Regions from separate parts of the Homo sapiens genome. Here region 2 is linked to region 1. Evidence: read pairs that join two places in POLR2A ChIA-PET (ENCODE). Cell type or tissue: HepG2. All regions are shown on one strand. Each heading gives the region's core, and the rest is flanking DNA. Links, peaks and the distances in the headings are about the cores only. Region 1 overlaps ZRSR2 (zinc finger CCCH-type, RNA binding motif and serine/arginine rich 2). Region 2 overlaps CA5B (carbonic anhydrase 5B).

Evidence for each region. Peaks named below come from ENCODE experiments on the same cell type or tissue, not always from the same donor. Only the 100,000 strongest peaks of a DNase experiment are listed, where the experiment ranks them.
Region 2: POLR2A ChIA-PET joins it to region 1 with 8 read pairs; 12 of 35 experiments call an interaction of 5 or more read pairs at or near these places.

Annotation. Positions count from the first base shown.
Region 1 is chrX:15,794,995-15,806,450 of GRCh38, forward strand. It overlaps ZRSR2 (zinc finger CCCH-type, RNA binding motif and serine/arginine rich 2), which reads left to right. Exons shown (of 11, transcript NM_005089.4): 3 at 4,878-4,959; 4 at 8,694-8,802; 5 at 9,117-9,203. Among named protein-coding and RNA genes, the nearest start is that of ZRSR2, 10 kb to the left of the region's middle. In HepG2, for the core only: no CTCF peak of the experiment used is centred there; no DNase peak of the experiment used is centred there.
Region 2 is chrX:15,740,159-15,751,614 of GRCh38, forward strand. CA5B (carbonic anhydrase 5B) reads left to right here. Exons shown (of 8, transcript NM_007220.4): 2 at 9,813-10,007. The coding sequence starts at 9,866. It overlaps CA5BP1-CA5B (CA5BP1-CA5B readthrough), which reads left to right. Exons shown (of 12, transcript NR_160544.1): 5 at 9,813-10,007. Among named protein-coding and RNA genes, the nearest start is that of CA5B, 7.6 kb to the left of the region's middle. RefSeq lists an enhancer at 7,012-7,873. In HepG2, for the core only: no CTCF peak of the experiment used is centred there; DNase peaks (open chromatin) are centred at 4,283 and 5,203.

The DNA of each region.
Region 1 (11,456 bases), core at 4,986-7,485:
AATTGGCTTTTGTTAACTACTCTGGTGTGTCTGTTAGCTCTTGAATTTCTTCAAGATATCTTGAGACCCTTCACCCCGACCCCCCTGCACTTTTCCCCCCCCCCCATATTTACAATCTCTTTCACGATTTCCTTGATTGGCTCTGTCTTAAGTCCAATGATGCCATGCACAATATCTGGACACATTTTTTTCTCCAGCAGGACTTTGTTTTGGGCTTGATGATTTTCATGGCTTTTTCTATAACAACAATAGCATCTTCAATGGTATAATCTTTACACACTTTCTTGATACTCTCTGTATTAGGGTTCTCTCCCATAGCATTGACAATCCTTTCCGTAGAGTACCACGTGTAATGAGCTTTAGAGGTTCTTACGACCCCCTGGTCTAGAGGCTGAATTAGAAACATTGTGTTTGGGGGCAAGTAGACCACTTTGACACCTTCAGTGTTGAACTCATGGGGTTCTGGGTGGCCAGGGGCATTGTCCAATATTAAAATAATTTTAAAATCCAGTTCCTTATTGGCAAGGTACTTCCTGACTTCAGGGACAAAGCATCAGTGGAACCAATTCAGAAAAAAGGATTTCCATTGTCCAGGCCTTCTAGTTGTACAACCAAAAGACAGGCAGCTGGTGCTGATCTTTTCCCTTCAAGGATTGGGGGTGGGGGTTAGCAGCTTTATAGATAAGGGCAGTTCTGATCATAAACCCCACTACGTTTTCATGAAACAGTAGAGTTAGCCTGTCTCTTTTTGTTTTCAATCCTGCTGCTTGCTTCTCTTCCTACTAAATGTCCTTTGTGGTGTTTTTCTAGAATAGGATACTTTCATCTGCATTAAAAACCTGTTCAGGCCAGGCGCAGTGGCTCACGCCTGGAGTCCTAGCACTTTGGGAGGCCAAGGCGGGTGGATCACGAGGTCGGGACTTCGAGGGCAGCCTGGCCAACATGGTGAAACCCTGTCTCTGCTAAAAATACAAAAAGTAGCTGGGCGTCCTATTCACGCAGATATCCTTTCTCCTCAGTGATTTTCTTTTTTGTTTTTTGTTTTTTTTTTTGAGATGGAGTCTTGCTCTGTCGCCCAGGCTGGAGTGCAGTGGCATGAACTCGGCTCACTGCAACCTCCGCCTCCCGGGTTGAAGCAATTCTCCTGCCTCAGCCTCCAGAGTAGTTGGGATTACAGACACGCACCACCGCGCCCGGCCATCATGACTTTTCTCTGCTTCTTGAGAGCACTTCCAGCATCGCTAGTCGCACTTTGTGTGAGTCTCATGATGTTATTCAAGGTTTACCATTTTGTAGTAAACACAGTGAAAAATACGCCAGAGATCACTTCTTACTGCCATACACAATTTACTGAAGAGATGAACTGCTCATGCAGAGATGAGTAGTGTCACAAGGTGTTTTAAGTGAATACTCATAGTATTTGAGCTCACTGCAATAGCAGCAGGAGGTGGCTATGAAATTATTGCAGTAGTGCAGTGTGTACTACAGTTAATTTTTTTCTTCCTTCTGTACCTCATTGGATGCGTTTTTTTCCTTGTTTTGTACTACAGTTAATTTCATGCAGTTATGATTTAATACTGCATATTTATGTTTGTTTACATTTTTCTCAACTGTGAATGTGCCATATATGGTCTATAAATATAAGTTTTGATAAATTTTAACTTTAAAAAAAGTTGTCAATGATTATGTTGTAGCACAACTTTTATAGTAATATTCAAGGAAAAATGTTTGAGACCGAACTTCTCTGTCTTAGAATGGAATGAAGTCAGAGATCATTTTGTTTCAAATCGTTTTTTTTTTTTTTTTTTTTTTTTTTTGAGACAGAGTCTCGCTCTGTCGCCCAGGCTAGGGTGCAGTGGTGCAATTTCGGCTCACTGCAACCTCTGCTTCCCAGTTTCAAGCAATTCTCCTGCCTCAGCTTCCTGAGTAGCTGGGATTACAGGCGTGCACCACCACACCTGGCTAATTTTTTTATTTTTAGTAGAGATGGGGTTTCGCCATGTTGGCCAGGCTGGTCTCGATCTCCTGACCTCAAGTAATCCGTCCACCTCGGCCTCCGAAAGTGCTAGGATTACAGGCATGAGCCACCGCTCCCTGGCCTGTTTCAAATGCTTTAAGCAAGGAAACAATAAAACACTTAACTTATATTGTAACAGTATCTGTATATGTGCTGCTCAAGCCAGCACAATATTGCTTAACAGTATCTGCATTAACTTTTTTTTTTTTTTTTTTTGAGACGGTGTTTTGCTCTTGTTTCCCAGGCTGGAGTGCAGTGGCGCGATCTTGACTCACTGCAACCTCCACCTCCCGGGTTCAAGCAATTCTCCTCCCTCAGCCTCCCGAGTAGCTGGGATTACGGGGGGCTGCCACCACGCCCGGCTAATTTTTGTATTTTTAGTAGAGATGGGGTTCACCATGTTGGCCAGGCTGGTCTCGAACTCCTGACCTCAGGTGATCCGCCCGCCTTGGCCTCCCAAAGTGCTGGGATTCCAGGCATGAGCCACCACGCCCAGCTCTGCATTAACGTTTTATAATAGATTTATATTTATGGTAGCAAATGATAAAATAGACTAGTATGTACATATATTTTATGCATTCATGACATACCTTTTTCTTAATTTTTTTCAGTGTTTCTAGGCCATGCCACTTACCTATTTTTTTTTTCAAATTGTTGCAAATATCCCCTAAATGTTCCAGTGTGTTTACTGAAAAAAAATCTGTATTTAAATAGACCAAGGTGGTTCAAACCTGTGTTGTTCAAGGGTCAGCTGTATTGTATGTATATGTATTGCATATGTCCGATTGTACACGTGGGGAAAATGCTGTACCCAGAACTGTTAGCAATCACTTCTGTGGAGTATATGAGCTTGGTTTCGAGGTGATGGGGAGTTGAGTGAGTCAGTCAACAGGTGTTTGTGAGTGTCAGCTGTGTCTATGCCCTGTCTAATCTATGGCATACCTCTGCAAGTAGTCAGGCCATATCCTCTGTGCCAGGTTCTCTGGCGCTTTAAGTACATTAGATCATTTAATTATCTGAACAATTAGATACTATTTTATATGATTGAGAACTTATTCTACATTTGTTGCCCATTTTAATTCCAGCTGCTGAAATAATAAAGTTTACTTACTTAAGAAAAGTAAATTATTGTAATTATCTAAGACTGGATGAGCCTTCAGTTAGAACTGTACTCAACACATGTGACAAACAGACTCTTTTTTCTTTAAGCCTGACATCTGTAACATTTCTTTAAGATTATTTCAGTCTTCCATTTCTCTTCCACTTTCACTGATTTTTTTCCCAAATTTTGAATGGGAGAGGATGTAAATGTCTATTCTATTAAAAGTTGTTTTTTCATGTTTTTATTTGGGAAATGTTCTAATCTACAGAAAGTTGAAAAAAAGAGCACAATAAATATCCATGAACCCTTCAGCAAGATTTGCCAGTTGTTAAAGTTTGGCCTTTCTTTCTTTTTCTCTATTTAAAGAGATACATACATAGAACATTTTTTCTGAACCTTTTGGATGGCAGTTGCAGATAGCAGCACCTCACCCCTAAATTCTTCAGCTTGCAACTCCTAAGAATAAGGACATTCTCCCGCAGAACCACAATACCAAACTTGCACCTGAGTACATGAGCAAGTAATTCAATGGTATCATATACAGGCCATATTTAAACTTCCCCAAACCAGGATTGATTGTTTTGAAAAACTCAAGCCAGTTATCTTGTGGAATGCCCTGTATTCTGGATTGTTCTGTCTTCTCATGATTAACTTCAGGTAACAACACTCTTTAGAACAAAGGATTACAGAGCAGATGTTGTAAACTTCTTATTGCATACATCATGAGACCTTTCACATCAGGTTGTTGCACTCCCGGTGATGCTAACTGTGGTTAAGGTGTTACCCACCCAGGGCCGGACATGCTGGCTCATGCCTGTAATCCCAGCACTTTGGGAGGCCGAGGCAGGCGGATCACGAGGTCAGGAGATTGAGACCATCCTGGCCAATGTGGTGAAACCCCGTCTCCACTAAAAATACAAAAATTAGCTGGGCATGGTGGCGCGCGCCTGTAGTCCCAGCTACTTGGGAAGCTGAGGCAGGAGAATCGCTTGAACCCAGGAGGCGGAGGTTGCAGTGAGCCAAGATCGCGCCATTGCACTCCAGCCTGGCGACAGAGCAAGACTCCCGTCTCAAAAAAAAAAAAAAAAAGTGTCCAGATCGCTCCATTGGAAAGCATTGCATTTTTTCTTTTCTAATTAGTCCTCATGTCTGGGGTGATATGTTGAGATAGTGTGAATATACTCTTCCTAGCAAGCTTTCATTCGATGTTTTTAATGTCTTTGTCTAAATTTTTACAGTGGGGGTTGCAAAAGTGATGATTTTTCTACTTAAGTTTTTCTCCATTTTTTAGTTACCATTCTTCTGTGAAGATGGATGTTCCCTTCCACACCCCCACCACCTTTTTTTTTTTTTTTTTTGAGATGGAGTTTCACTCTTGTCGCCCAGGCTGTAGTGCAATGGCACGATCTTGGCTCACTGAAACCTCCACCTCCTGGGTTCAAGTGATTCTCCTGCCTCAGCTTCCCGAGTAGCTGGGATTACAGGTGCCTGCCACCATGCCAAGCTAATTTCCTTTTTAAGTATAATTGTGGAACCATTGATTAATTTTTAAATGTAATGTGCTATCTGCCACCCCTATTGTCCTTTTTGATGCTTGTGTTGTACCAAAGAAGGTTGATCAGAGACCTTTTTGTTAGAAAGTTTAAGAAAAAGATTTTTACCATAATTTTATACATTAAAGATTACATGTATTTTTTTCCTGAATTTTTGACCAAGGATTTGCAGCACTCAGTTTAATAAAACATTTAAATTCCCTAGGACTCTCACAGAAGGAGGAAGAGGAGGACACTTTTATTGAAGAACAACAACTAGAAGAAGAGAAGCTATTGGAAAGAGAGAGGTCAGTGCTAATTGAAACACTTAAAGTGAATGAAGTTATTTTATTGGAATATTATCAACCTTTACTAACCAGTACCAGTCTTCTGTATAAAATCTTGTACCAAATAGGTCTTATAAAATATCCTGTATAAAGTATTTAAATCTGTAGTTGATGGGCTAAAACTAGATGTTATTTTTTTTAAAAATGGAAGTACTTTTCTTCTGTTTTTGCTAATTTATAATTTTTTTTCTTTCTTTTTTTTTTTTTTTTTTTTAGACGGAGTCTCGCTCTGTTGCCAGGCTGGAGTGCAGTGGCATGATCTCAGCTCACTGCAATCTCCGCCTCCCGGGTTCAAGCGATTCTCCTGCCTCAGCCTTCCGAGTAGCTGGGACAACAGGTGTGCACCACCACACCCAGCTAATTTTTGTATTTTTAGTAGAGACAGGGTTTCACCATGTCGGCCAGGGTGGTCTTGATCTCTTGTGATCAAGTGATCCGCCTGCCTCAGCCTCCCAAAGTGCTGGGATTATAGGCATGAGCCACTGCGCCTGACCTGTAATTGTTTTTGAAAACAGAAAAAAAACAAAAAAAATTAACAAATGTAAAAAGGGAAAAGACTTTAATAATTGCAACACACCCAAAGATAGCCACTGTTAAGAAAGAGAAAAAGAAAGTGTAAATGTACTTTACGTGTGTCTTTCTATAATGGCATGATATTTATACATATTTTTCTATAAATTGCTTTCTTGCTAAATATATAGTGCATTTATTTCAGTACTGATGCAGGGATCTAATTCAGCCATTTCAGTGGCAATACAGTACCCACTGTACAGATGTAGCATAATTTATTTGCTATTCATAGTTTATTCATTTATAATTTATAGTTCTCTACTGATGGACTTTCAGGTTATATTGGTTTTTCACTCATATGTAAAAAGTTGCAGTAAGCATCCATGCTTATATATCCTTGGTAATTGTCCAGTTATTTCCTTAAGAACATGACTAAAAATGAGATTGTTGGAATCAAATCATAAGTCCATGTAAAATGTAGATGGCCAGGTAGAAAGGGCTTCCTGGTTTGCAGTTTGCAGCCCTTCTGGCAGTGAATGTAGGGGCCCATCTCCCCATACCTTCACTCATACTAGGCATTATCAGTTTATAAAACTATAATGAAACTGTTTCAAATGCACATTTCTGAATTAGGTAGAGTATCTTTTTATATGTTTTATTACCTATTTGTAGATTGCTCAAGTCTCACACCTTTCTCTTTTGGGATACATGTTTTTTTAAAATTTGTTTTTGTTTTGTTTTGTTTGAGACGGACTCTCGTTCTGTCACCAGGCTGGAGTGCAGTGGTGTGATCTCCGCTCACCGCAACCTCCACCTCCCAGGTTCACACGATTCTCCTGCCTCAGCCTCCCGAGTAGCCGGGATTACAGGCACGCACCGCCACACCCAGTTAATTTTTTTTTGTACTTTTAGTAGAGATGGGGTTTCACCATGTTGGCCAGGATGGTCTCGATCTCTTGACCTCATGATCTGCCCGCCTCGGCCTCACAAAGTGCTGAGATTACAGGTGTGAGCCACCGCGCTCAGCCGAAATTTCTTAATGTCTCTAAGCTTCTATTTCCTTGTCTGTAATATGGAGATAAAGTCAATCACAGTATCCACCTCACAGAATTGTGAAGATTAAAGGAGGTGATGGATGTATAGTGTTTAACACAGTGTCAGCAGATGAGAGGTGCTGTGATAGCTCTAGTTCTTATTATTATAGATTTCTGTTATGATGAAGACAATAGATACGGTATGAAATAAGAGAGTAATTTTTTTCCTGTTTATTTGAAATGCTTCTTTTAAATCACATACATGTATCTTTGTGCTCCTTAGATCTTTATTTCTTTATGAGTTGCATACTATTATTGAAAAGCAAGAAAATTATGTAAAAATACTGTATGACTTTATGTCCTATTTCAAAGCAGATGTATATTCAAGTTATTAAATTTTAAAATTTTTAACATTTTACTTTCTTGTGGTCTTAATTTATATATCATTTGGTTCATTTATATACAATTATATGTTTTTCAAAAGATTTGTAAATCAGAGTTGTGCCCACTGAAACATCTATATGGTACCCTCACACATGGCATAGGAACACTGATAGATGCAATGTGCCAGCCTCTGCCATGGCTAAAAGATGTGTTCCTGGAATCTGTATTTGGAAATGTAATATATTTTATTTAAAATTGTGGTTAGGTCCCCAGACTAGACATAAAACTTTACTGAACTCCTAATACTGCTGAAGTAATATAGAACAGTTTCTCATATTTAATTTCCCTTTTATAAATTCAGTGGAAGAATGAATTTGAGGTTCTACACACCTAATTGGCAGGTAGACTTTGGCAATCTAACCCCCTCTTTATATTAGAAATTTGTGATATTGGATGTCTGAGACACTTGCCACTTTAAGGTAATACCACTCATTATAATTGGTCATATAAAAAATAGACTAGACACTCACTAATTTATTTTTATTTTTTCATTTTTTGAGACGAAGTCTCGCTCTGTCACCCAGGCTGGAGTGCAGTGGCATGATCTCGGCTCATTGCAAACTCCGCCTCCCAGATTCAAGCGATTCTCCTGCCTCAGCCTCCCAAGTAGCTGGGATTATAGGCGGCTGCCACCACGCCTGGCTAATTTTTGTATTTTTAGTAGAGATGGGGTTCACCATGTTGGCCAGCCTGGTCTCAAATTCCTGACCTCAGGTGATCCGCCCGCCTCAGCCTCCCAAAGTGCTGGATTACAGGTGCGAGCCATTGCGCCCGGCCCTCACTAATTTATTTTTATAACTCCATTTCTTAAAACCTGTAGCTTTATTTTAAAAACATGATTACAATGTACTTTTATTTTCCTTCTTTTGGCTGTTTAGGTGTTTGGAGGCAAACCACAGGAGTCTCTTAACTGTGTGTAGTAGTAGTCCAAAGGTTTATGGCAAAGGATACTGGGTTTTCAGCGTGCTGCCATCATGGAATTGCTACTTTTAAGAATAGGGGCTGGGTGCAGTGGCTCACACATGTAATCCCAGCACTTTGGGAGGCCGAGGCAGGTGGATCACTTGAGGTCAGGAGTTCGAGACCAGCCTGGCCAACATGATGAAACGCTGTCTGTACTAAAAATACAAAAATTAGCCTTGCGTGGTGGTGGGCACCTGTAATCCCAGCTACTCGGGAGGCTGAGGCAGGAGAATCACTTGAACCCGGGAGGCAGAGGTTGCAGTGAGCCAAGATCATGCCACTGCACTCCAGCCTGGGCAACAGAGTAATACTCTGTCTCAAAATAAATAAATAAATAAAAATAAATGCATAGAATAGGAAGGGAAATGCTTTCTGAATATGAAAAGGTAGATGCTGCTTTGAAACTTGCTACCCATTTTATTGTCACCTAAACATCACTGTGATCAGTCTAGAGGGAAAGTCATAGTGTCCTTTTTTCTGTAAAGTATGTCACAGCCATATATACCTATGAAATGTAAGAGAGATTTTAAGTTATTACCCATTAGGAAGATAGTTGCTGACACGTGGTGCTTTTCCAAAAGCTCTGCTCTTCTCGTTCTCTTACACCCACTTGACTGCTTTAATAGAAAATAGCTTTCGTGATATTTGAATCAGTCCCAAAATGTGTCATTTTGCTCTCGTGTGTGTGTGTATTTGTGGATTAATGCCCATTTCTTTTATCTGATTACATCATTATACTGATAGGCAAAGATTACATGAGGAGTGGTTGCTAAGAGAGCAGAAGGCACAAGAAGAATTCAGAATAAAGAAGGAAAAGGAAGAGGCGGCTAAAAAACGGCAAGAAGAACAAGAGGTATGGTAGGAATCACGTAACTAGTGAACAAACTGATTACTTCACCATAATAACTCTCATGAAGAGTTGCCTATCTTGGGAGGTTGGAGTGAGCTGAGATCACGCCATTGCACTCCAGCCTGGGCAGCAAGAGCGGAACTCCATCTCAAAAAGAAAAAAAAAAAAGAGTTGCCTATCTTGAACTTAAAAAAAAAAAACAAAAAACTGATCTTATTCAGTTTGCCAGTGTTTTAAGTTTTTCATCTATGTGCGCTGTATGTGAAATGTTTTTAAAAAGTGACTGAAACAAAGTTACTTTTTCTTCCCCTTTAAAGAGAAAGTTAAAGGAACAATGGGAAGAACAGCAGAGGAAAGAGAGAGAAGAGGAGGAGCAGAAACGACAGGAGAAGAAAGAAAAAGAGGTGATTCCTGTCATGGGATGTGCTGTGTGATGAGTTTGAAGAATAATCAGTAGGCATGTCAGAGTTTGGGTTTTTTTTTTCTCTTTTTCTTGTCATTTCATTGTTTGTTTGGAAAGAATCATATTTCAGTTTAGACATAACACCAGAGTTCCCTTCTGATGCTCTTCTTCGGGTCCGTGCAGTGGCAGATTCCTTAAAGTTTTCTTCAGCTTTACCCTATTTACCCTTTATACTGGGCATTGGCAAATGTTGTAAAGGGCCAGATGGTAAATATTTTAGGCTTTATGGTTTGGTCTCTGTGGCAAACATCCAACTCTGCCAGTGTACCCTGAAAGCAGCCATCGATAATATGTAGATGAATGGGTATGGCTGTGTTCCAGGAAAGCTTTATTTACAAAACAGGCAGCTAGCCCTTGCTTTATAGCAAGTTATGTTCTTCTGAGGTTCTGCTGTATATGAGTTGACTTCTTTAGAGAATAATACTTTGTTTTGTTTCCACATTTATTTAGGTCATAAGAGAACTGCTTATGACATGTCAGCAAGAATTAGAGGATTTAAAGAAATCAGGAACTCAAATATTGAGGAACTAGGAAACAGTTTTTGTTATTTGTATTAAATCTTGACTTCCTCTTCCACTTAGGCTATGAAGATAATTGTAGCTAACACACAGTTGCTTATTTAAAAAAAAAAAAAAATCTGTGAGGCATATGTGTGTATGTATCTTCTCTATCTTCCAGGATTCTTTTTTAAGGATTGATTTGGTATGTTTTGCTGCTATTCCTTGACAGTATATTTATTTCAGAGGTATCACAGCTCATCTTCCCTTGACTGATTCATCAGGATTTGTCTTTTTTGTAATACAGCTAAATTTAAATAGCATAAAATTGGATAATCACCTTATAATTGGGAAAAATGCATGTGTCTTCATTGTAGTCAATATGGGGCAGAAGCAGCCTCCACGATCTTTGTTTTTTGTATCTTAGGCCATCAGTTAATTTCAGTGCAGATTTTAAACACCTTTATTTGAGCACTTCTTTCCAGATGAGGCAAGTTCATGCTAGGTTTTTAGGGGGCAGAAAAATTGTTTGGAACTTGTCATTTTTTTATAGAGAGGAATTAATTCCCATTTTAACAGTAGAGTGTTCCTCAACTGAGGTCTTTCAGGAATTCAGTAACAGCTAAGGCCTCTTTTGAATGCTTTTGTTTCAGAGGAAATCTGTGAGACTTCAAGGAGAAATGAGGGAAATGAAATAGATTCTAAGCTTATAAAAAAGAATCAGCAGTATGTGTTCCTGCTGTATGCTAGACACTTCGCTAGCGGACAGAGACAGAGCAGTGAAAGACACAGTCTTTGCTCTCATTGAGCTAGTTTTTTATATGGGAGTGTGAGATGATAAGCAAAACAGATCATTCAAAATGTGATCATATTAAGTGCTATAAAGAAATAAAGCAGGCCAGGCGTGGTGGCTCACGCCTGTAATCCCAGCACTTTGGGAGGCTGAGGCGAGAGGATCACGAGGTCAGGAGTTCGAGGCCAGCCTGGTCAACATGGTGAAACCCCGTCTGTACTAAAAATACAAAAAATTAGCCAGGCGTGGTGATGGGCGCCTGTAGTCCCAGCTACTCAGGAGTCTGAGGCAGAAGAATCACTTGAACCGGGAGGCAGAGGTTTCAGTGAGCCAAGCTTGAGCCACTGCACTCCAACCTGGGCAATAGAACTAGACTTCGTCTCAAAAAAAAAAAAAAAAAAAGAAAGAAATAAAGCAGAGTGATGTGATAGAGTAATGAGAATAGAGTTGTGCTTCTATAGATTGCCTGCTCAAGGAAATTTCTGAGGAGGTGATGTTTGAGCTGACACCTGAGTGGAGAGATCTCAGCAAGAAGAAGCCTGAAGCTTGAAGGCTGAAAAAAGGCCAGGGAACCTGAAATCTAGAGTCCAAAGGAGAGAAGGGCAGTGGAGGAGGTTGCTGAGGGAGAGGGGGCAGTGGAGGAGGTTGCTGAGGGAGAGGGGGCAGTGGAGGAGGTTGCTGAGGGAGAGGGGGCAGTGGAGGAGGTTGCTGAGGGAGAAGGGGCAGTGGAGGGTAAGCAGAGTCAGATCATGTAGGGCTTCCTGGATTTGAAGGAGGAGTTTGGATTTTATGTTTCCTATAATGGGAAGCCATTGAAGGGGTTTAAGCAGGGAATGACTCTGTCTCATTTATATCTGTACCTTTTAACAGATCATTCATTTAAAAAAAAAATTTTTTTGAGATG
Region 2 (11,456 bases), core at 2,930-5,429, 57 kb before region 1:
CATAAATCATCAGTGATGGCAAAGAGTATATAACACAGAAAGCTCCCCTGTAGTCCATCGAGCCCAGGGACCCATCTTTATGGACAAACTTATGTACGGACAGATTCTCCCTGAAATACAGTAATGTATGGTATTAGTTGATATGTGCTGTGTTTGCTGGTTAAACATTATTTTTGGTTTCACAAACTTGGGTTTTATGAATGCAGTGAGTAAGTTTAAATAACCAACTCTTAAAAAACTATAACTTCTAATTTAACAGAGAGGATAGACCTTAGGCCTGAACAAAAATAACCTCATGTATTGTTATAGGTATTGCAATCAAGCATTAGCTAAATTGAATTTCTGTTTACTTGGATTTTCCTGGAACCTCCTCACCTGGATCTTCCAAGCTCTGCGCCTTCCTTGATTGCCTTTGACCGTTCTCAGTCTCAGCATCCTTCATGGCTCCTTTTTGTGAGTCTCCCTTGATATACCTGTAACTGCTGGGAGGAGGGGATTCTCTTTCTATCTGTAGCTTCCTGACTGCTCCTGAGCACCAGAGCTGTGTTGCCAACTCTCTCCTAGACCTTTCCTCTCAGCTATCCCATTGACACCTTAAATCCAATATGATTAGAGGGCTGGGCGCCATGGCTCACGCCTGTACGCCTGTAATCCCAGCACTTTGGGAGGCTGAGGCGGGTGGATCGTTTGAGGCCAGGAGTTCGAGACCAGCCTGGACAACATGGCGAAACCCCGTCTCTACCAAAAATACAAAAATTAGCTGGACGTGGTGGTACGCCTGTGGTCCCAGCTACTTGGGAGGCTGAGGTGGGATAATCACTTGAGCGTGGGAGGCGGAGGGTACAGTGAGCCAAGATCGTGCCACTGCACTCCAGCGTGGGTGACAGAGACCCCATCTCGTTCTGTTTTTCTTTTTCTTTTTTTTTTGAGACGGAGTCTCGCCCTGTCACCTAGGCTGGAGTGCAGCGGCACAATCTCGGCTCACTGCAACCTCCGCCTCCTGGGTTCAAGTGATTCTCCTGCCTCAGCCTCCCGAGTAGCTGGGCTTATAGGCTTGCACCACCATGCACGGCTAATTTTTGTACTTTTAGTGGAGATGGGGTTTTGCTATGTTGGCCAGGCTGGTCTGGGACTCCTGCCATCAAGTGATCCACCCTCCTCGGCCTCCTAAAGTGCTGGGATTACAGGCGTGAGCCTCTGCACCTGACCCGGAGACCCTGTCTCAAAAAAAAAAAAAAAAAAAAATCCCATTTGATTAGAGGTATGACCTGCCATCATCTTTCCCTTCCCTGTTTCTCATGACAGGTTTGTGGGGGATTTTGTTTGTTTGTTTTTTTTTGAGACAGTGTCTTGCTGTGTCGCCCAGGCTGGAGTGCAGTGGCACGATCTCAGCTCACTGCAACCTCTGCCTCCTGGGTTCAAGCAATTCTCTGCCTCAGCCTCCCGAGTACAGGCGCCCGCCACCACGCCTGGCTCATTTTTGTATTTTTAGACAAAAATCTCTAGACGAGGTTTCACCATCTTGGCCAGGCTGGTCTGGAACTCCTGACCTCTTGATCCACCCGCCTCGGCCTCCCAAAGTGCTGGGATTACAGATGTGAGCCACTGTGCCCGGCCTAACAAATTCTATTTTTCTGTACAGGGATTCATCCTCGTCTTACTGCTAGCATCACTCCAGCCATTAAATGAGATCTTCCTCCACTTCTTCCTTTTATTCTCCTTTAACTGAGTGACAGACCCTACATTTTAAAAATCACAATGGCTATCTTTGAATACCAAGTACCCTGTCCAACTATACTGTCACTGCCCAGTTCAGTGCTTCATATTCTCTTACTCAGATTATTGGAGTTTCACTTCAAACTCCACATGCTTAAACCTGAGCTACTTATTTCCCACCCAAAACCTGTTTCTCCCACTGTCTCCCCTATCTCAGTTTGTGGTAACTTTATCTTTCCAGTTGTGTAGACCAAGAATCTTCCAGTAATCCTTAACTCCTTTCTTTCACATCTTATGGGCTGTATATTCAAGATATATCAAAATTCAACCACTTCTTACCACCTCCACTGTGACATCTCTGGATTAGTTCAAGCCTTGGATTATCCCTAAAGGGTTTTCCTACTTCTTTCCTACTTCCTGCTTCTTTCCTGTTCCTCCCTGTTTCTACTCCCCAAGGCAATTTTCAACAGGACATGCTGTGATGTTTTTCTGTTTTTTTGGGTTTTTTTTGAGACGGAGTCTCGCTCTGTCACTCTGATGCCAGGCTGGAGTGCGGTGGCGCAATCTCAGCTCACTACAACCTCCACCTCCTGGGTTCAAGCAATTCTCCTGCCTCAGCCTCCCGAGTAGCTGGGATTACAGACGTGCATCACCATACCTGGCTAATTTTTGTATTTTTAGTAGAGTCGTGGTTTCACCATGTTGGCCAGACTGGTCACGAACTCCTGACCTCCAGTGATCCTCTCCTCCCGCCTCGGCCTCCCGAAGTGCTGGAATTACACGCATGAGGCAACACGCCCAGCCTGAGTGATCTTTTAAAAATGTAAATTACTGTATGTAAATGTAAAATGTTACTGCTCTGCTCGGAAACCTCCACTGTCTCCCCTTTTTACTTAGAGCAGTGATTTTCAACCTGTGGTAACCCTATTCCCCTCCCGCAGGGGACATCTGGCAATATCTGTAGATATTTTTTGTTGTAACAACTCTGGTATAGGGTGGAACTGGCATCTATTGGATGCTAGCCAGTACCGATGCTCCTAAACACCCTACAATGCACACAGCATTCCCCCACAACCAAGAGTCATCTGATCAAAAATGTCAACAGTGCCAAGACTGAGAAACCCTAACTTAGAGAAAGAACCCTTGCAGTAGCCCAGAAGTCTTGATCTGTCATCCATTACCTGTGAACCTCATCTCCTACTGCCTTCCTCCTGGTTCACTCTACTCCTGCCATATTGGCCTCCTTACTATCCCTTGAATATGCCAGACATACGCCCACTTCAGGATCTTTGCCCAGGCAGTTCCCCACGCCTGAAATGTCCTTCCTTTAGATAGCCATGTAACTAATTCCCTACCTCCTCCAATCCTTTGCTCAAATTTTATCTTCTCAGCGAGGCCTCCTGTGAACAATATATTTAAAAATATAATACCCTCTCTCAAGTGGCACTCCAAATTCATCTTACCCTGCTCCACTTTTTACTAGACATATTCAAATTGTCTCTACAACTGACTTGTTTATTACATTTGTTGTTTATTACCTGTATCCCCTACTAAAATGTGAGCTCCATAAGGGTAAGGGCTTTGTTCTGTTCCCCAATGAACCTAGAACCATGTTTCATACTTAATAGATGTTCAATTGATATCTTAATGACAAAAAGAATAAAAGAGTGATAGACTGAATGAAGGTTGGTTAAAGGAATCACCTCCTCACTGACTTTCCTGGCTCCACTCACTCCCATCCATCCCGTACTCCATTGTCAGAGTCATCAGAAACCATCACTGCTTTCTCCTGTACCCATGGAATAATATCCAAAAGGCTTCCAGTCTCTTGGAAGTTCATATTCCCCAAATTAATCTCAAATCCTCATCTAGCCCCACCTCCTGCTGCATCCCCTGGGCATCTGCTTGGCCAGTGCATTGACAAATATTAATAGCAGACTTGGAATGATGGGAAGTTCAGAAATACTCTTGGCTTTCTTTCAGAAAAACAGGTTTGAGGTTTGTGGGGTTTTGTTTTTGTTTTGTCTAAAGGAGAAAAAGAAAATCTTCAGAGTCAGGGTCCCCTACAGTGAGATCAGCACCATTCTGGGGCACAGATAGAGGTCCAGACTTTTGGACCACTACAAGCAATCTACCACTGAGTGTGGAGGAGAATGACTGAGAGGGTGAAGGTGAGGATGAAGTCAGGCCCTCTGGAGCCCTCCTGCCCCCTAGCCCTAGAGAGTCAGTCTGGATGTACAGGAGAAACTTCCTCTAGGCCAGGCGTCATTGGCCTCCAGCCTTGGTGTCATGCAGACAGTGTGATTGCAGAATGGAGGGCAGTCCTCAAGGCATGACCATGGCCCTGGCCGTCAGCCCCAGCCTGCCATGCCTCAGTGCTTTCCGGATGGCTCTCTGTGGAGCAGAGTCAAGGGTCATTTCCCAGATGTCTCTGAATGCCATGCTAACAGGCCTCAGACCCACCCCCGACCAACAGCCTCTTGTGCAGGGCCCTGTGCCTTGGCCTCATGTGTGTTCACTCATCTGTTTGTACAGCTCTCCTGGCTGGCGGCCATGCCCTTGGCCTTGTCTTATCACAAGCTTCCCTTTGAAGGCAGAGCCCACACATCCTTTCTGTTGACTTTGCATTGTACTTGCCATCATCTTCCCAAAAATTACTATGTCTCATTCTAACTCGATTGTGAGCAAGAAAGGAGGCCTTTTCCACTTGTTTGCCCACATCCCCCTGATACTGGAATTGTTTATTGAGTAAACCTAAAGTTCTTCCCATTTTGACTCCAATTGTTCTCTTCAGCATTGGGGCCTCATCATCCCCTGCCACCTCCTCATCATCGCGGAAGGTTCCCCTGTCCATCCCTCTGCCTTTGCCTCCCTGTTAAATTGTCTCTCTCCTACAATACATTTTTCAGATGCCACCCTTTCCTGAAACTTAGAGCCCCTGCGCCACATATTCCCATTGCACTAAATCAAGGCCGTCATTGTGTCCAGCTTTGATTAAGAAATTTCTGTTTATGGCCAGGCACGGTGGCTCATGCCTGTAATCCCAGCACTTTAGGGGCCAAGGTGGGCAGATCACCTGAGGTCAGGAGTTCGAGACCAGCCTGGCCAACATGGTGAAACCCCGTCTCTACTAAAAATACAGAAATTAGCCGGGCATGGTGGTGGGTGCCTGTATTCCCAGCTACTCTGGAGGCTGAGGCAGGAGAATTGCTTGAAGCTGGGAGGCGGAGGTTGCAGTGAGCCGAGATCGCACCACTGCACTCCAGCCTGGGTGACAGAGCGTGACTCTGTCTCAAAAAAAAAAAAAAAAAAAGAAAAGAAAAGAAAAGAAAAGAAAAATCTGTTTAATTATACTAAGTAAAATAAGCCAGTCACAGAAGGACAAATACCGTACGATCCCACTTACGTGGGGTATCTAGAATAGGCAAATAAATACACAGAGACAAAGTAAAAGCGAGATTGCCAGGGGCTAAGGGATAGAGGAGGAGTTATTGTTTAGTGAGTACATAGTTTATGTTGGGGATGATGAAATAGTTTTGGGTGCAGATGGTGGTGATGGTTGCACAACATTATGAATGTATTTAATGCCACTGAATTTGTACATTTACAGCTGGTTAAAATGATAACTATTATATATGTTTTATCACAATTTTTAAAAGGTAACAAAAAAAGAAGTATTTGTTTAAATAGTTTTTCTTTGTAGATTGCAAGCTTGTGGGAGTGGGGAAAGAGCATGATCTTTTCATCTTTACACAGCACAGTGCTCGACATGAGATAATCACTCACTGTTCCTTCAGTTCAGGACTGGAAATCAATGGAAAGGAAGAACAGTTAAGGCAAGCTTTCCCCATATCTTTTAGAAGGTTTTGAAATTTCATTTTAATGTCAAATCAGTTTTATCAGAGGGAATCCTGATTAGTTGCAGTTGTTTGTTTGGGGATATTTATTGACTTTAAAAGAAAACAAAAAAATGATACTAAAAGTCGTCCAAAATGACTATTTTCATAGCTTTTTGCATTTATATGATGGGTAGCATTTTAACAAAATCAATTTGAGTAATAATAACTTGTATTTATATAACACTTAGCAGCTTTTTCAAAGAGCTTTCATAGCTTGCACCATTTGAAGCCACAGAAAGCGTCAACTTCTTTTTTTTTTTTTTTTTTTTTTTTTGAGACGGAGTCTCGCTCTGTCACTCTGTCACTCAGGCTGGAGTGCAGTGGTGCAGTGGCATGATCTCGGCTCACTGCAACCTACACCTCCCGGGTTCAAGCGATTCTCTTGCCTCAGCCTCCTGAGTAGCTGGGACTACAGGTGCACGCCACCACGCCCGGCTAATTTTTTGTATTTTTAGTAGAGATGGGGTTTCGCCATGTTGGCCAGGATGGTCTCGATCTCCTGACCTCATGATCCACCAGCCTCAGCTTCCCAAAGTGCTGGGGTTACAGGCGTGAGCCACTGCACCTGGCCAAACTTCTTGTATAGTGTAACTGAGCAACTATTTTTCCTGCTCCTTGGGTTCTAGATTCTTGCATAAATTTAAGGGTGTACTTTAAGCATTAATCTTAACCATTTCAGTTCATATTATTGTAACCACTCAAGGGATTCTTCCTGCCTGCTGCACAAAGAAAGACCACGGGGCATTGTAACCGCCCAGTGGGTTCACATTGCCCGCTGCCTGGACAGAATCGATTTACCAAGACAGGGGAATTGCAATGGAGAAAGAGTAATTCACATAGAGCCAACTGTGTGGGAGACCAGAGTTTTATTATTAAATCAGTCTCCCCGAGCATCCAGGGATCAGTTTTTAAAGATAATTTCGCGGGTAAGGGCTTGAGAAGTGGGGAGTGCTGATTGCTCAGGTTGGAGATGGAATCATAGGGGGTTGAAGTGAGGTTTTCTTGCTGTCTTTTGTTCCTGGGTAGGATGGCAGAACTGGTTGAGCCAGATTACGGGTCTGGGTGGTGTCAGCTGATCCATCAAGTGCAGGGTCTGCAAAATATCTCAAGCGCTGATCTTAGGTTTTACAATAGTGATGTTATCCCAAGGAGCAATTTGGGGAGGTTCAGACTCTGAGCCAGAGGCTGCACAACCCCTAAACTATAATTTCTAACCACTAGCTAAGTTGTTAGTCCTGCAGAGGCAGACTCGTCCCCAGGCAAGAAGGGGGTCTTTTTGGGAAAGGGCTGCTATCAATTTTGTTTCAGAGTCACACCATGAACTGAATTCTTTCCCAAAGTTAGTTCAGCCTATGTCCAGGAATGAACAAAGACAGCCTAAAGGTTAGAAGCAAGATGGAGTTGATTAGGTCTGATTTTATTCACTGTCATAATTTCCTCAGTTATAATTTTGCAAAGGCGGTTTCAGCATTGTAGTAAAGAAAGAGTTTAAGTAGACACGAGGCTGGCCACACCATGTGGGAGATGGAATTAGTACTGAAATAATCTCCTCCAAAGCTCATAGGTTACGGGTTTTTCAAAGGCAGTTTAGGGGAATGGGTGGAGGTGGCTAGGCTTGCTGCTGATTGTTTGAGGAGGAGATGAGATCAAAGTGTCCTTTGATTTCAAAAATACAATGAGGGATAAGTTGATAGGATGTCTGGGAATTTGCTTCAAAATAAGCTGGGGAGGAAAAATGGCAGGAGGGGGGGTAGAAGATGTATAAATAAAACTTGATTGGCCATGAACAGACAATTGTTGAAATGGAATATTGGGTACATGGGTGGTTTTATTATAGTGTTCTCACTATACTTGTATAAAATTTAAGTTTTCCATAATAAAGTTTTTCTTTGTTAAGAAAAACAAAGCAGAGTGAGATTCTAAATTGAAGTTGCCAATGGCCTATTGTTCTTTAAGTCTGCTCAGTTAATTCAGTTAAGGAAGTTATTTGAAAACAGGGTGCTAATGACGCGGCTTTGTTTTCTGGGGTAAATACCCTGGGTTCGGTGTCTCACACGGAGAAGATTAACGACAGGGACACACACGTGGAGTTCAGGAGAGGAAAGTTTAATAGGCAGAAGAAAGGAGAGAGGAGAGCAGCTCTTTCTCTTGCGAGAGGAGAGCAGCTCTCTCTCTTGCAAGAGAGGCGTCCAAAAATGGGACAAGTGGCGGACTGCAGCAGATTTTATAGGCAGGCTTGAGGAGGCGGTGTCTGATTTACATAGGGGCCACAGATTGGTTCGACCAGGTGTGACATTTACATAGCACGCAGGAAGGCTGGTCGCCCCACCCTAATCTTATTTTGCAAAGGGGCTTTCTACTTGGCCAGTGCCATCTTGTCTGCTCCTTACTGTACACTTAGCTGGCAAAGGGAAGATGAAGCCGCCATTTGGAACATGCCTAGTCCTATGTAGTATTTTTCTATTGGCACAACTGCCAGCATTCACCTGTGCAAGCTTCCAGCTTGCTTGTCTATGTCTGCAGCTCAATTTTACAGGCTGCTCTTTGTTAGGAAAGAAAATGATTTGGGGGCTGCTTTTTATTAAAAGGAAAACCTTACTGAGGACTCCCATATCCTCACTATCTGCCTAAGTAATTTCTTCTTAACTCCTATATCACTATTATTTAGCTCAAGGCACCATCAAGATAATCCCTTGAAAGTTGATTACCAGTCCATGTTTGATATCCTGAGTCAAACATTTGCATCTCTTAAATAAGGTGCATTTTGACATACATGCTCCGTTCAAAAATGTATATACACAAACACACACATAAAACTATAAGCAGGCCAGATGCAGTGGCTCACACCTGTTATCCCAGCACTTTGCGAGGCCATTAAGCAGGAGGATTGCTTGAGTCCAGGAGTTTGAGACCAGCCCAGGTAATATAGTGAGAACCCCCCCCCCCGCCCCCGCCAACCCCCATCTCTAAAAAAAATAAAGTTAGCCAGGGATGGTCGGGCACAGTGGCTCACACCTGTAATCCCAGCACTTTGGGAGGCTTGAGGTGGGAGGATCACTTGAGATCAGGGATTCAAGAACAGCCTGGCCAACATGGTAAAACCCTATCTCTATGAAAAATACAAAAAAGAGCCTCTGCACAGGTCGGAGGGAAAGAAAGGAGTTGGAAGATCTGAAGCCCACGTAGCTGGTGGGCAGGCAGGAGTGCAAATGGATGTGAGGCCGAGATCTTAGCAGGCCCAGAGCACATGGCCTTGCAGCCACACCACAGTCATGGTTGCACAAAGGATGTCCTGAACATCTGTTTGAATGTGTCTCAAGTACTCAGACTAAACACTTCTAAATCTGTAGTGGAATGAATGTGTAACCAAGAAGAATTGATTTTTTTTTTTTCAAAATTTCAGAATGGAATAGGGATAGTTTTCAGGGAAAATGGATGAAGCAGTATTGTGGTGGGGAAAGTGTTCAAAGTTAATATTACCATAACTTCAGAACACCATAGTGAATACCTTGGAAAGCATCATCTTCATCTTCTGAGACTTTGACTGTGACCATGTGAAAGGTAGAGAGAGAATTCAGGATTAACTTTGTCTGTTTTCCCATGTTCAAGGGCCATTGTGTTACACCTAAAATTGGCAAAGAGTCATAGATTATATTTAAGCTCAGATTTCAAAACTGTCCATGACTATTTTGGCAGGATGTATCTTGGGTTTTTTGTTTTGTTTTTGTTTTTGTTTTTTTGTTGTTGTTGTTTTGTATGCAATCTAGATGCAGATGTTTGTTTTTAGTCAGCCTGGAGGGAGCTTTAATGTTGGGGTTCTTCGTACATGTAAATACCATGCTGGATAATTAATTGGGATTTCCTGGAGCAATTTTTTTTTTTTTAAGAAACTGTACTGTAAACAGTTTTTCATTCTTGTGGATAAAGAGAAGCTTTTCTCTGGATTTCTAATATTCGCCAACCCTGAGGGAAAGGCAAAGCATGTGAGTCAGTCCTCAGGACCCTCCCTGCCCTCCACTGAGGGGACCAATGAGTTTGAGGAACAAGAGTGGATAAACCGTTGACTCTCATCTGCCCTCCCTCCCTCCACCTCAGGGTGTGTACTGCTAGTCTGAATATTGTCCTGCTTAGAGGTTTCTCCATCATCTTAAGTTTCTGTTGTTTACAGCTTTCCCTCCTCTGCCCTCATCCCTCTAGATTATTAAGTTCCTGCAACTTAACTGGGAACTGATCAAGATTTCAAGCTAAAGATGGTGGTGATGAACAGCCTGAGGGTCATTCTTCAAGCCTCTCCAGGCAAATTGCTGTGGAGAAAGTTCCAGATTCCGAGATTCATGCCAGCGAGGCCCTGCAGCCTCTATACTTGTACTTACAAAACCCGGAACCGAGCCTGTGAGTACACCACTTCCTTAAAGAGAACAAAAAGGGCTCCAGCCTGAGTGACAGAGTGAAATCTCATCTCTTAGAAAAAAAGAGAAAAGAAAAGAGGGAGCAAGTGTGCAAGAGCAAAAATACTCATCTTTATAATAATCACACATGTTAAACATTTGTAGCTATGCTGTCTTTGGCTTTCCAGTGTAGGATTATATGCCTTATGAACTGTGAGAATAACTGTTTCTCTGTTGATTCATGAAAGTAAATGTAGAATGTTCTTTCTTGACTAATTTTAGCATGTTAAAATGATGTCATGCAGAAACTGGACAAGAGACAGATCCCGGTTTTTAATATTTTGGAACCTGTTGTTTATTATTTCTTGGTAGCAATTGTCTTTTTTTTTTTCTTTTAAACAAAGGTTGATCCACAAACCACAAATTATTTCTGGGAACCTTAAGTTTCTGGAAGTTGCATGTAAATGTTTGTAAACAGTTTACTAGCTTCAACGTTCTGGAATATTCTGTCCTGAGTTAGGAATTACTGAATTAATTCTAGCTGATCAGTTTGCAAGTGTGTGCTCTGCTGTAAGGATGGAAGATTGAGTGAGGCAGGAAATGGTCTTCCTCACACCTCTCTCATCTCGTTCCCCTCCTGGAAATACAAGGCATTGCCCATGTCCGGATGTGGCAGGGATTCTCCACTGCGGCATGATGGACATTGAGGATGGATCATTGTGTGTTGTAGGGGGTTGTCCTGTGCCCTGGAGGGTCTTTAGCAGCATTCCTGGCCTCTGCCTACTAGTTGCTAGTAGCACCCTCATGAAGCTATAACAACCAAAACTGTCTGCAGACATTGCCAAACATGCTCTGCGTGACTGCCCTAGAGAGGGCAGTTGAGAGAATGGGAAAGGATAATGTGTGTATTTGTGAACAGATAACTTTGAGTTAATGAAGAGATGAAATGGCTAAGTATTATCATTAAGGAGGAATTTTTCATGTTTTCCATTATTTAAAAAACATTGGCACAGAGTTTTCAAATGTTGGACTGCACTGAGGTCTAGGTTTCTCCCCTTTAGTGTTTATTTTCTTTGACCCCATATGCACATAATAAAAAGACTGAGTAAGAATGGAATGCTTGTAAATTAGTAATGCTAATCTAGCTACATCCAAGGGCTTGAAACTGCTCTACAAATATATTTTCACTGTAAGTTTATTTTGTTTCCTTCAACATTGACTGTGTTCTTTTTCAAATAAACGGACCAGAGGCATAATAAATTTCTGGTTGCTAGGTGTGGTTTCCTACAAACATGCCACATCCTACTGAGACTGGCTTATTCTGAACACTGGCACTTTGTGGTCTATGGTTTATATTGGAAAGTATTAATAGTTTTGCTTTTTTTTTTTTTGACAGTTGAAATTAAACATCCAAATCCGGTATACGTATGTAGTTAGGATAGTTTGCTGCTTT